4 separate regions of the Homo sapiens genome follow, and all the other regions are linked to region 2. Evidence: chromatin contacts called from ENCODE Hi-C or POLR2A ChIA-PET data. All regions are on one chromosome and are shown on one strand. The core of a region is the stretch at or near the end of the contact, and the rest is flanking DNA. Distances in the headings are between cores, read along the strand shown.

The links. A loop is a pair of places that touch in the nucleus more often than their neighbours do. ChIA-PET counts read pairs that join two places held with the same protein, here RNA polymerase II (POLR2A). Pooled maps may share reads with other maps.
Region 1: a pooled map shows a loop between it and region 2 (2.2-fold over the local background). The contact joins two enhancer-like sites. A Hi-C loop is called at or near these places in 1 of 168 maps with a recorded cell type or tissue (gastrocnemius medialis), 9 of 37 single-sample maps with no recorded cell type and 12 of 50 pooled maps. POLR2A ChIA-PET finds 5 or more read pairs at or near these places in 1 of 52 experiments (activated naive CD8-positive, alpha-beta T cell).
Region 3: a loop to region 2 is called in a map of psoas muscle, with 3 times the contacts of the local background. The contact joins two enhancer-like sites. A Hi-C loop is called at or near these places in 1 of 168 maps with a recorded cell type or tissue (psoas muscle) and 2 of 50 pooled maps.
Region 4: a loop to region 2 is called in a map of dorsolateral prefrontal cortex, with 2.1 times the contacts of the local background. The contact joins two enhancer-like sites. A Hi-C loop is called at or near these places in 7 of 168 maps with a recorded cell type or tissue (A673, GM12878, K562 and 4 more), 13 of 37 single-sample maps with no recorded cell type and 14 of 50 pooled maps.

What each region holds. Positions count from the first base shown.
Region 1 is chr5:68,710,247-68,712,946 of GRCh38, reverse strand. All of the region lies in intron 2 of LOC105379013 (a long non-coding RNA gene), which reads left to right. Among named protein-coding and RNA genes, the nearest start is that of LINC02198, 320 kb to the left of the region's middle. RefSeq lists an enhancer at 1,094-1,143. Within about 2 kb of position 1,351, at least 8 of the 41 ENCODE cell types and tissues checked have a DNase peak (open chromatin) inside an H3K27ac peak, as active enhancers do; they include gastrocnemius medialis, where a contact is called at or near this core.
Region 2 is chr5:68,448,181-68,450,880 of GRCh38, reverse strand. The region is part of intron 3 of LOC105379013 (a long non-coding RNA gene); the gene reads left to right. Among named protein-coding and RNA genes, the nearest start is that of PIK3R1, 230 kb to the right of the region's middle. Within about 2 kb of position 1,365, at least 7 of the 41 ENCODE cell types and tissues checked have a DNase peak (open chromatin) inside an H3K27ac peak, as active enhancers do; they include gastrocnemius medialis, where a contact is called at or near this core.
Region 3 is chr5:68,797,895-68,800,594 of GRCh38, reverse strand. The region is part of intron 2 of LOC105379013 (a long non-coding RNA gene); the gene reads left to right. Among named protein-coding and RNA genes, the nearest start is that of LINC02198, 230 kb to the left of the region's middle. Within about 2 kb of position 1,439, at least 2 of the 41 ENCODE cell types and tissues checked have a DNase peak (open chromatin) inside an H3K27ac peak, as active enhancers do.
Region 4 is chr5:68,729,665-68,732,364 of GRCh38, reverse strand. The region is part of intron 2 of LOC105379013 (a long non-coding RNA gene); the gene reads left to right. Among named protein-coding and RNA genes, the nearest start is that of LINC02198, 300 kb to the left of the region's middle. Within about 2 kb of position 1,429, at least 6 of the 41 ENCODE cell types and tissues checked have a DNase peak (open chromatin) inside an H3K27ac peak, as active enhancers do.

The DNA.
Region 1 (2,700 bases), core at 102-2,601, 260 kb before region 2:
AATGTGACTGTTGTCCTCAAAATAAAAGGAAATTAAGACAGACACATATAGACGGAAGACCATGTGAAGACACAGGGAGAAGAAAACCATCTACAAGCCAAGGAAGGAGGCCTCAGAAATAAGCTACACTGCCGAACTTCTAAGCCTCCAGAAGTGAGAAAGTAAATTTTTGTTGTTTAAGCCGCCAAGTAGGTGGTACTTTATTAATGGCAGTCCTAGCAAACTAATGCAGACACCAAGGGAGTCCCAAGGAATTGGAAACTTCTAACTTGGGGCCAGGGTCATTCTATTTAGATCCGGCTACTCTTTTTCTCAAAGGAAAAAGAATGAAGAGGAAACTGGGTGTTTATTTTCTGAACCAGTTACTTTCATTTTTTGCTGAGCCACACCCAAAATGTGATATTAAATATAGAAGTCTGAGAAAAGAGTACAAACTGAATTTTAATAGAAGTCATTTACATATGTGAAAAATCAGCTTAACTAGCTGGGGGAAAGATAAAGTTGGCCATTAAAATAAAGTTGGAACTGATGGCATTCAAATTTTGAATTGTAAACAACCGTATCAAATGTGATTAATTTCTTGAGGTGACTAGCTAGGAAAATCTGAAATTAAACTTCAACACTTATTAACGGGGATTGGTTTGGTCAAGTTACTCTATCTCTTTTTACCTCTGTTTTCCTGTTTGTAAAAAGGGGATGCTTCATGTGGTTGTTGTAATGATTAAATGAGGTAATAATGGATTATTGTATAAAGGTACAATAAACATTAGCTGTTTTATTATTGATGGTAATGTGAAAACATTAAATTGTTTAGACAGTAGCTTGCTGATAAGGAAGAAATACATGGTTTTTCTTGCAGGCAAACTCTGTGGAAAAACTCACATTCACCTTGCAGTGGTTTATACAACGGGTAACAAATGCCGTGGTTGTGATGTGACCTTCTTTTGTAATTACTGTAATGGCTGATATGGTGGTTCTATATTCTCAAGCATCATAACGACAAATAAGCTTACAATGAAATATCCTCATTGCTTACAAGATTGTTAATTAAGGAGATGGTGATACTTGGGTCAGGGTGGGCTGTGTTTAATTGCAGTGTTCTTTATGTGTTCTTTTGAACTGTGAGTGGTTTTCTCTCCTAGGTACCTGTGTATTGTATGTTACAGGAAGTGGGGTATAGTTAGTGACTTATTTTTAGATCTTATTTAACTCTTAGCTCTGCCCTTGTCTGTTATTGCACTTCTAGACACCATAGCTTCCTTGGTTACCATTGCTTCACTAACTCTCTTTACATTTTGTGGTAAACCAATTGATCTTTGAGGCAGAAAAAAAAAACATGCAAAGCTAATGGCTGAGAAATAGATTTCTTTCAAAAACTTTAAAGAAGAGCAGTGACTCAGACCTCAGTGAGCACAACGTTACCCAGGAGCTCTTAAAATAGGAATGTTCTCTCCTCTTGAAGCTGTGGGGATTAGTGCTGTGGGCTTGGGAGTTCCTGAGATGAGGGCCTCTTGGACTTCCCCAGGGCACAGCGTGGGCCCCTGCACTTTCCTGGAGGAGGGTGGGGCTCCTCAGTCCCCATGGACACCCTTCCTGCCACCTGCCGTAGCTGAGCTCCCAGAAGGGAGAGTAGGACAGATTCTGGGGGAGGAGGAGGGAAGAAAGCAGGGTTCCCAAGCAACAAAGCACCATGAAGCCCATGACTGTGCCGTTCCATGTAAGCCCAGGGAAATTTACTTTAGTAGGGAAAAGCTTCCTCTCCTTAGCTCCAGGGTGGTACACAGTCACTCTTCATAAGCCCATCAAATTTTTTTCTGAGGCAGATCCTCCTGGAATGCTATTTTACTTTCTCCAGAAAATTGTTAGAAGTACTAATGGAGTCTAAAATCATAATTTTTTTTTCTTGCTTTCTCTTTCCAGATTGGAAGGCCTTATAAATAAGAGCTCCTTTGGTAGAAATGTTCATGGAGACTTTTGGGCTAATTCCAAACCAGGGTGAAAGTAAGACACATTCTTTCTGAGAGTGCTGACCAGTGGCATATTCATGTTTGAATGGAAATAAACTGAAACATGTTCACTTCATGGGGAAGAGAAACCTGGAAAGCAGGAATGCTAAAGGGGAACTGGGGTGATGGTGGACAGGTAAGGTGAAGCCAGACTGCAATGAGAGAAGGCAGCATGAAAGGCCAGACCTATTTTGGGACCATACCCTGAGTCACAGAGTAACAGAAAGCAGAGGTGACAGCTGGTCTCTCAGTTTCTCAGTGAGCAAGCATCTGGAATATCACTCTGATTTTGTAAAGCTTGAGTTAGGGGCATAGAATCTTAAGGAATTTGGAGAAGGACAAGGAGAGGGGGTAGTCGAAGGGGAGGGGGACTCAGGGAGTCAGATTAGAGGAAAGATTAAAGGATCTAAATATGGATGGCTAATGGGGCTGGCAAGAGTCTACTAGTTCCTGACACCCTACAAAAAAAGACTTATTTATAATAGGAGGTAGTATAATTAGAAGGTAAGAGATGGGAACTGAAAGACTGGATAGCATAAGAAAATGCTCTGGCCAATTGTGTTAGCTTACACAACAGGACTGCCACTTCTCAGGGGTATCTGGTGTGTGTGTGTGTGTGTGTGTGTGTACCCAATTACTTGAGATATTTGAAAAAAGATTTTCAGTAAAATGGCACTGTAAATTTCTCTGGGAC
Region 2 (2,700 bases), core at 116-2,615:
AGGTGTGAGCCACCATGCCCAGCCATCTTTTCTCCTCTTAATCTGTCCATCATCACTTAATTTGTGAACCCCCTACCACTGGATTCAAGTTGCAAGAAGAAAAATTTACCCCCCAATAGTTTCCTCTCTGCTTACTGTCAGCAGCATTCTCTGTCGTGACTACAAAATTATCTATTCCTGTATGTGTGTGTGCACACACGCATGTGTGTATTTACAGAGACCTGGCAGCCCAGTGGGTTGTGACTGAATGCCTTTAGGAATTTCCTTGGGGAATCAAAGCTTATTAAAGTAGAAACACTTCCCAGAAGATCAGAAATCTATCTTCAAACCAAGCTTGTTCCCCTGCTTATTGCATCATCAGACCAGGCGGCTTAAAATAAATAATCTATTCAAAGCGAACCAATTACAAAACTCACCTTTCAACTCTTAGTTTTGGGAAATGGACTGGAAGGACTCCTTCAATGGTAACTTGACCATGCTGTCTCTCTGATGACATCGTCTTGGAATGCTGATAAACTTCTTTTAGTATACACTTTAGGGAGAAGACAGTTGTCTAAATTAATGACAATCCTTGACAGTTGTGAGCTTTTGTGTCTGGTGGACTGGAATCCTTTCCTAACTCAATCACTTTTTAGTTTTGTAATCTTGAGCAATCCTTTAGCCTTTTTGAGGCTGCCTCAGTTGGCAAGGTGGGAGAAATAACACTTAACTTGAAAGATTTGGGGGGAGCATAGGATGAGATCAATGTATGCACTGGTTCTTTTCTTTCCGTCTTCTCTTTAAAGTTCTTATGAAATTATTTTGGCCACAAAATTATTAATAATACTTTATAGGCAGCAAATGACACAGCTGTTCCCCCATTATAACACACACCATCCTCCAGTTACTTGATATTCTTCACCTATTTTCCTGCTTCCCTTATTCTGGAAAAAAGATCGTACACACTTTATGTGGACAGAAAACAGTTTCTCCTATGAAAACCAAATAAAAAAGAAAAGCAGAACGTAACGTTTATTTTTGGCCAATTACTAAATTTTAAAAACCTTCCCTCTTTGATTTCATGAAGGTTTTCTAGTGTTCCCTTTAGCTTGTGTCTGATATGGAGTCTGGATCCCTTTCTCTGTCTTTTTCTTGCATGTCTAAATCTCATTATAGCTGGCTCTATCACCATGACCTGAGCCACCCTGAGTCTGGACTGACTGCATCAGGCAGTAAACAGGCCAAGATCTTTCTGGTCAGAGCTTGGCAGCACGAATTTAGGAAGATGCCAACATTGTTGCCAAATGGATGGCTCATATTTTCCATCTTTGTCTTTGTGGATGCCAGTCATGTGTTCCCTGTGGTGCCCAAATTGTGCAACAGACACTGGAGGCTCTGCGCCAGCACAAGGGCCTCGGATGGGGTTAGGCCTTCCTGATGGGCATAGGCCTGGATTGAGCCAGTGGATATATGTTCAGCCTGAATAATCAGCTATGGTGGGCTAGACAAAGGCTTGGCTGGGTATATGAAATCAGAAGCGAAGGCTGAGAGCGGCCCTAGGAAAGGAAAGATGGGATGGGTCAGAAGGGGGAACTTGGGTTGGCACTGATTGTTGAGGTGGGTATGGCCACCAGGCTGGGCTCAGAAGGATAGAAGTTGAGGAGTCAGGTAAGGCCACAGCTTGGATATAGCTAAAGACAATAACTAAGATCATTCCAGATGCTTCTCAAGGGAGATGTGGTGCTGATGGAGGCTTCCATTCACTGAAGCATGGCTTAGAGTTTCTCCCAGCAGCTCCGCTATGGGGAAATCAATCTACCTGTTTTCTCTAAGACCTGGTGTGCAGTGGGCCAGGGCAAGGAAAGGGGGATACTGGTTCCATTGGAACAAAAGCTGAGTATTCTTTGGGTCAGGGCCACTGAGTCTGGGTAAGCAGTGCTGTCTCCTGAGCTGGACTCTGAGGGAATCTAGATTTCTATTCATTCTTAGGGCTTGGAGAAAGGTCCCTGCCATGCGATATCTAATCAGAATGTGGATATGAGAAAATTAGTGATTTAGGAAAAGTGTTCTTCAATTTACATCTGTATCCATGTGAGAAGGAAAGAGGAAGAGGAAGAGGAAGAAGAAAAAGTAGAAGAAGGAGAAGGAGGAGGAGGAGGAAGAATCACTGTCCTAGAGTATATCAACAATTGTGAAACCCCTAAATCAATTTATTAGCCCCAGATCTGGAGCTTCTCTTGACCTGTAGTTGGTCCCTCCACCTGGTTTGTGGCTTATAGAACCCTAGGGATGGCATATAGTGGTCAGGGGGAGGAGAGCAGGTGAATGATGGGGAGGCACTACCATGAGATCTTCAGCCCCCTGTTGAAGGGGTACATATCTCTCAGGACGCCCCAACATCTTCCAGAACTCTTTCCAGAACTTATTCTGAAACTCTTCTGAGTCCTCTAAGCATCCCTAGGAAGGACGTTTCTGGTCTAGATAGCAGGTGAGATCCTTCCTTTGCTTTAGAGAAATGAGGTCAGGAAGCTTCTATGACCTCTTTGGTAGTAATGTCCACACAGAGAGTAAAACGAGGTTGTTGGATTGCAGGAGGCAGGGCTTGGATGTCCTGGAAGAGTGCCACATCTTTCCTTAGAGCTGCTTTTTGTTCTGATACTGAGGTGGCCATCACTGGCCCCAGACCCTGTGGCTCAGCCACGTCCCAACAAAGTGTCATTC
Region 3 (2,700 bases), core at 190-2,689, 350 kb before region 2:
TTATTTACTCCCTAAAATCCCACAGCTAGATTTCTCCTGCTAACACCATGTTTACAGATACAATAACCCTGCTAGAGGTAACAAGTTAAAACTTTTACTTTATATTTCCATGGAATGAGTCTTGAGCTTCTTTCCTAAAAATAGGATTTTTTTCTTGAGCAGGAGACCTGAGGCCAGGTTTGGGGAAGAAATATCTGGTGAGGAAAGGAGGTAGTGGAACGAGGAGTCGTGTAGGAAAACATTATTGGCTACACCACCCAGGGATGGCTACCTACCTCCCTCTTCCTGCTATCTTGGTCAGGATCACCTCTCTGAATTTTTTTTTTTTTTAAATATTTTGACTTAATCCTTCAGTATAATTCTACTGACCAACTCACCTCCCTGATAGGTGTGTGATGAGGCGGTATGCTGGGGGAAGGATGAGGAAGAAAGGTCTTTCTAAGCCCAAATGCACATTCTGGAAAAATTAGAGTTGTGCTTACGTATAGACCTGGGTCAGGACACAGTCCAAGGAGCAGAACTGATGGACAAGATGACCTCATAGCATGGGAGACATGATTGGGAATATCCCTTCCCCAGCTACTTTTTAAAAGAAAATTGTGGTAAAATATACATAACATAAAATTTACTATGTAAACCATTTTTAAGTGTACAGTTGAGTGGCATAAAATATATTCACATTATTGTACAACCAACACCCATCTCTGGGAATTTTTTTCATCTTCCCAAACTGAAACCCCATAGGCAATAAACTATATCTCCCCATCCCCTTCCACCCTTACCCCTAATCCCTGGCAACCACCATGCTGCTTTCTGTCTCTAAGAATTGGACTCTCCTAGGTACCTTGTATAAGTGGAATCATGCAGCATGTGTCCTTTCTTGTGACTAGCATATTTCACTGAGTGCTATGTCTTCCAGGCTCACCCATGCTGTAGCTTTCAGTTGCTCTTGGAAACTGCTTTGGAAGCAGCACACTGAGCAGGCTGCCCACTGGCCAGCAGGCCTGAGGCCCCAGGCCTGGGTTCAGGAAGGGGTACCTGGATGGCCATTTCCCTTTCAAGGAGTCTAGTAATGGCATTGTTTGTGTTCCCCGGACAGCAAGGAAAAAACCTGCTGACCATTCTCTTAGCCTATTTCCTTCACCTTCTTAGGGGCCATTAAAACCCCAAGCAGAAGGCTCTTCCCACTGAAAGCCTATGCAATCTTGGCAGTGGGGCTGGGCACTGTTGGTAACCAGAATGACTTTGCTCCTGCTTAGGAATGAGGCCACAATTTGCCATGTTTGCTCCCAATTCATAGTTTGAAATAGCCCTGTCCTGCTTCCAGTGGCTCCTGCCCCACCATACAATGTGTGGCTTCTGCTGGGGGCTGTAGGAGGGCTGCCCCTTTCTGTCCTGTCATGCTGACAGCTGCATGGGGTGTTGGCAGAGCCAGCCAGTGACTGCCAGTCTCCTGGATGGTTGCCTTGTCCACTGCTTGGAAGCCTTGTCATGTCTGATGTGGCAGGGTCCGGTTTCTAGAGGAAATGTTCCTCTGGGATTTGGATGAAATCTGGGCTGTCCTATCCTATCTCCAGAAAAATCTGAGCAAGCAGCAATTGTAATTAATACTTGATGAGTGATGCCCACTGGGGGTTAATTCCTGACATCCCAAAGCTCTGAATGGGTGGAACACATGGTATTGGTTGGGTGTTAGACATGCTTACTAATGAATTCACTTTACTTATTTTGGCCTTGGGGTTAGTCAAGGAGAGAAGCTCAGAAATAAAGTAATGCCCTAACACTGCCTCCCGCAGCTGATTGTCTTTCTTTCTTCTTGTTTCATTTAACATAATATATTTGAGGTTCATCCATGTTGTCACATGAATCAGTAGTTCATTTTTTTATTGTTGAGGGCGAGTCTTGCTCTGTTGCCCAGGCTGGAATGCAGTGGCACAATCTCGGCTCACTACAACCTCTGCCTTCTGGGTCCAAGTGATTCTCCTGCCTCAGTCCCCTGAGTAGTTGGGACTTCCCAAGTACCTGGGACTACAGCTACTGTGCGCCACCATGCTTACGCTAATTTTTGTATTTTTAGTAGAGACAGGGTTTTGCCGTGTTGGCCAGGCTGGTCTTGAACTCCTGACCTCAAGTGATCCACCCACCTCAGCCTCCCAAAGTGCTGGCATTAAAGCGTGAGCCACTGTGCCTGCCCTGTAGTTTATTCTTTTTTATTGCTGAGTAGTAGTCCAATGCATGAATATGCCACAATTTGTGTATTAATTTTCTTATTGATGGACATTGAGTTGTTTCTAATTTGGGCTATTATGAATGAATATTCTTTCACAAATCTTTCTGTGGACGTGTCCCTCCCTGCTTCCCCAACCCAGGGTAAATACCTAGGATTAGAATTTTCTACTACTAATAAAGTTAAGACATGCACTTCATTTTATTGGAAACTACCAAACAGTTCTCCAAACTTGTACTACTCTACCTTCTTATCAGAGTTCCTGTTGCTTTCCATCTTTATCAACATTTTGTGTTTCAAGTATTTTTTTAAATTTTAGGTATTCTGGTGGGGGTTGAAATGGTATTTTACATATGTTAATTTGCATCTGTCTGATGACTAATGATGTTGAGCACCTTTTCATGTGGTTATTGGCCATTCATATATCTTCTTTTATGAAATGTCTGTTCATGTCTTTTGCCAACTTTTTATTA
Region 4 (2,700 bases), core at 180-2,679, 280 kb before region 2:
GGGTGAGAGGATTCTTGCAAATACCCATAGCTGTTAACACTATTTTATAGAGCACTGTCCATCTGAAAGCCTTGGAGCACTCTGAGGGTCATACCATCAATCCTCACACTGTCCCCTTGCAGGAATAAAGGCAACTGGCAATAGGTATGAAATATGAAAGAAGATGGGGAGTCAGTAGGATGCAAAATGTCACTCAAGTAACTTTTTACCTTGAGCGCGGGGCCAGTGGTCCCAACTCCTTTTTGAATGCAGGGACTGCTCACAGGGCCTTGCCATGGACTGAGTAAAAGAATGAAGACTGCCATCTTGCTTTATGACCCATGGCAGGGGTACACTAGAATTGAACATGATGAAAAATCATTTTAATTGGAATAGGAACAAGGCTAGACTCTTAGGCTGGGCCAAATGATAACTTTACTCATCTCCAATTTAATTATGAGGTTGTTTGCTTGAATGTGGCTACCATTTTAGAGCTACAAAAAGTGACAACATGAAAATACTCACTATTTAAAAATGAGTGAAAAAGTTGCACATAGATGGGTGGAGGAAAGGAACATCATGCCCTTCATTCTAGCCCCTCCCCCAGCACTTATTCCCCACCCAATGAATCTCATTAGTTGGTGTATAAGGGATGAATTGTACTTTAGTCATGGTTGAATGTATCCCATTTCCTTTTGGTATTTTGAGACTTTTTTTTTTTATAATTATGCTTTTGTGATGAGAGAGGTATTGGGATTCTCTGGGGTTTGGGAATATCTTTGCTTTATCCTAAAAGCACCTGTCTATTCCCTCTGTGCAATGGTTTCTAATCCTGCCTAGGATGGAGAGATACAAAATGGGCTTCTAATTTCATGGTTGAAGTGAGAAGAGATAATATCAGCTCAGTTTCCTGCGTAAAAATTATTTCTCATATAAACCTTCTAGAAGTTTGCCTTTGTTGCTGCAACACGGTCAGAAGGATAAGCATGTATATATGTGTACATATAGTTTTCATTCACATGCATTTATAGACTGATCATGAAAAGAAATTCTTTTCTTAACCCAAGATTTAAGAAGTTCTATGTTATCAATATGAGTGCCAGGTGATATCTTTTAAGCATTTTGTAACATGCCCTGAGATACAACCATGGCAAGTATCAGATATATCAGCCCTTTCTAGGGAGCAATATTTTAGGCATCCTTAATGGTGGTTACCTCAAAATGATCATTCCTGCACGGACTCAGCATATTGTTTATGGGCATTTGCTGCAATGTAACATAAAGGGAGCTGAGACAGGAGAGGGTTAAGGAAAATAAATGGGGTCCAGTGTGAACATCTTTCCCCCTTTTCAGCTTTTTAGAAGATAAATGTTTCAGATTTCAATCTGTGGTTCCCAGCAGTTCTTTTGGAACACTGCAGTCGGCCCACAAAAATCGCTACTGCTGAGCCAACCCTAGATAATGCGCCTCAGCAGGGATGACATAATGTGCTAAAAGAAGACTATGATGTAATGCCCATCTCAGAAATCAGAGCCAATTTCCGTTACAAAGCCTTGGAGTCTAGCAGGAGGTAATGAGCTGGCATAAATTGTGCAGCACAGAAAACTTCTAGGTCTGATATTCCTATCTGCATTTTTAAAGGCAAAAAAATTAAAAATGAAACAGAATTCCTAGATCTGCTGGGCAGAGCATCTGCTCACCAAGAGGTCTTGCCCCCTTCCAATTTGGACAGACTGGTACTCCAGGCTCCCTGGATCACCTTGGCCCATGTGGGAAATTGTTGTCTGGGTCTGTAATCTGCACAAAGTGGTGATGTAATTTATAATGTAATTTCAAATTTGTTTCTGCAGATAATGTTTGAGGAGAGGGTGTGGTGTTTGAAGGAGATCGTGCCTTTCCTGAAATATTGGGATAAGTAGGCTGGAAATGCCTAGGAGGAAGCTGGGGGTGAGGAGTGGTGAAGAAAGTCAGAATCACCTTGAAAACTTTATTAGGTGCAACCTGCTCTGGCATGCAGAAGTCTGTGCATGGGGAACCTAAAGGCTCCCAGATAACAAATCTCCTGCAGCCTCCCGTGGATTAATTATGCATTCTGACCTTCTGGGGTGTAGCCTGCCTGGCAACCAGCAACTAGGGTCCAGCTCTTTGTCGTGTTTAACAGAAATGTTGAAAACAGACATAAATTCACCTAAGTAATGATTTAGAGTTCCAGAGAGTAAGGAAAGAAGCACGATCTTTGATTTCAAAAGTGTTCCATCACTACAGTTTTCTATTTTAGTTCATGCTTTCCTTCATTTTATTTTTAATTGCTTGGAGTGTTTGCATGAGGAACACATTTCTATTTTACTTGCCTTCTATGATTTCTCTTATGTTCCTCACTTGGGGCTTGATCCTGTAACATGCGCTGCACAGCAGCAACTCCCTCTGGATGGAACAGTAGTGGTTTTGTGTCACTGCTTGTTGAAGATCAGGCCTTCAGAGCCACAGACCTGGGGGGAACAGGAGTGTGTGTGACAGCATTGGCAGAGAACTGCTGGCTTCACAAACTGCTACTGTGTCTTTAAATAGGGGATAAACATCGGGAGCAGATGACAATTTGCTGGTATAAGAAAACGAGAGAAATAAAACAGAAAACATGACATATAGGCTGAAGAGGAGTTGCTTCTATGACATGCAAACTGAAACGGCATTGCTTTCTAGATCTTTCTATGAAATGCCAGC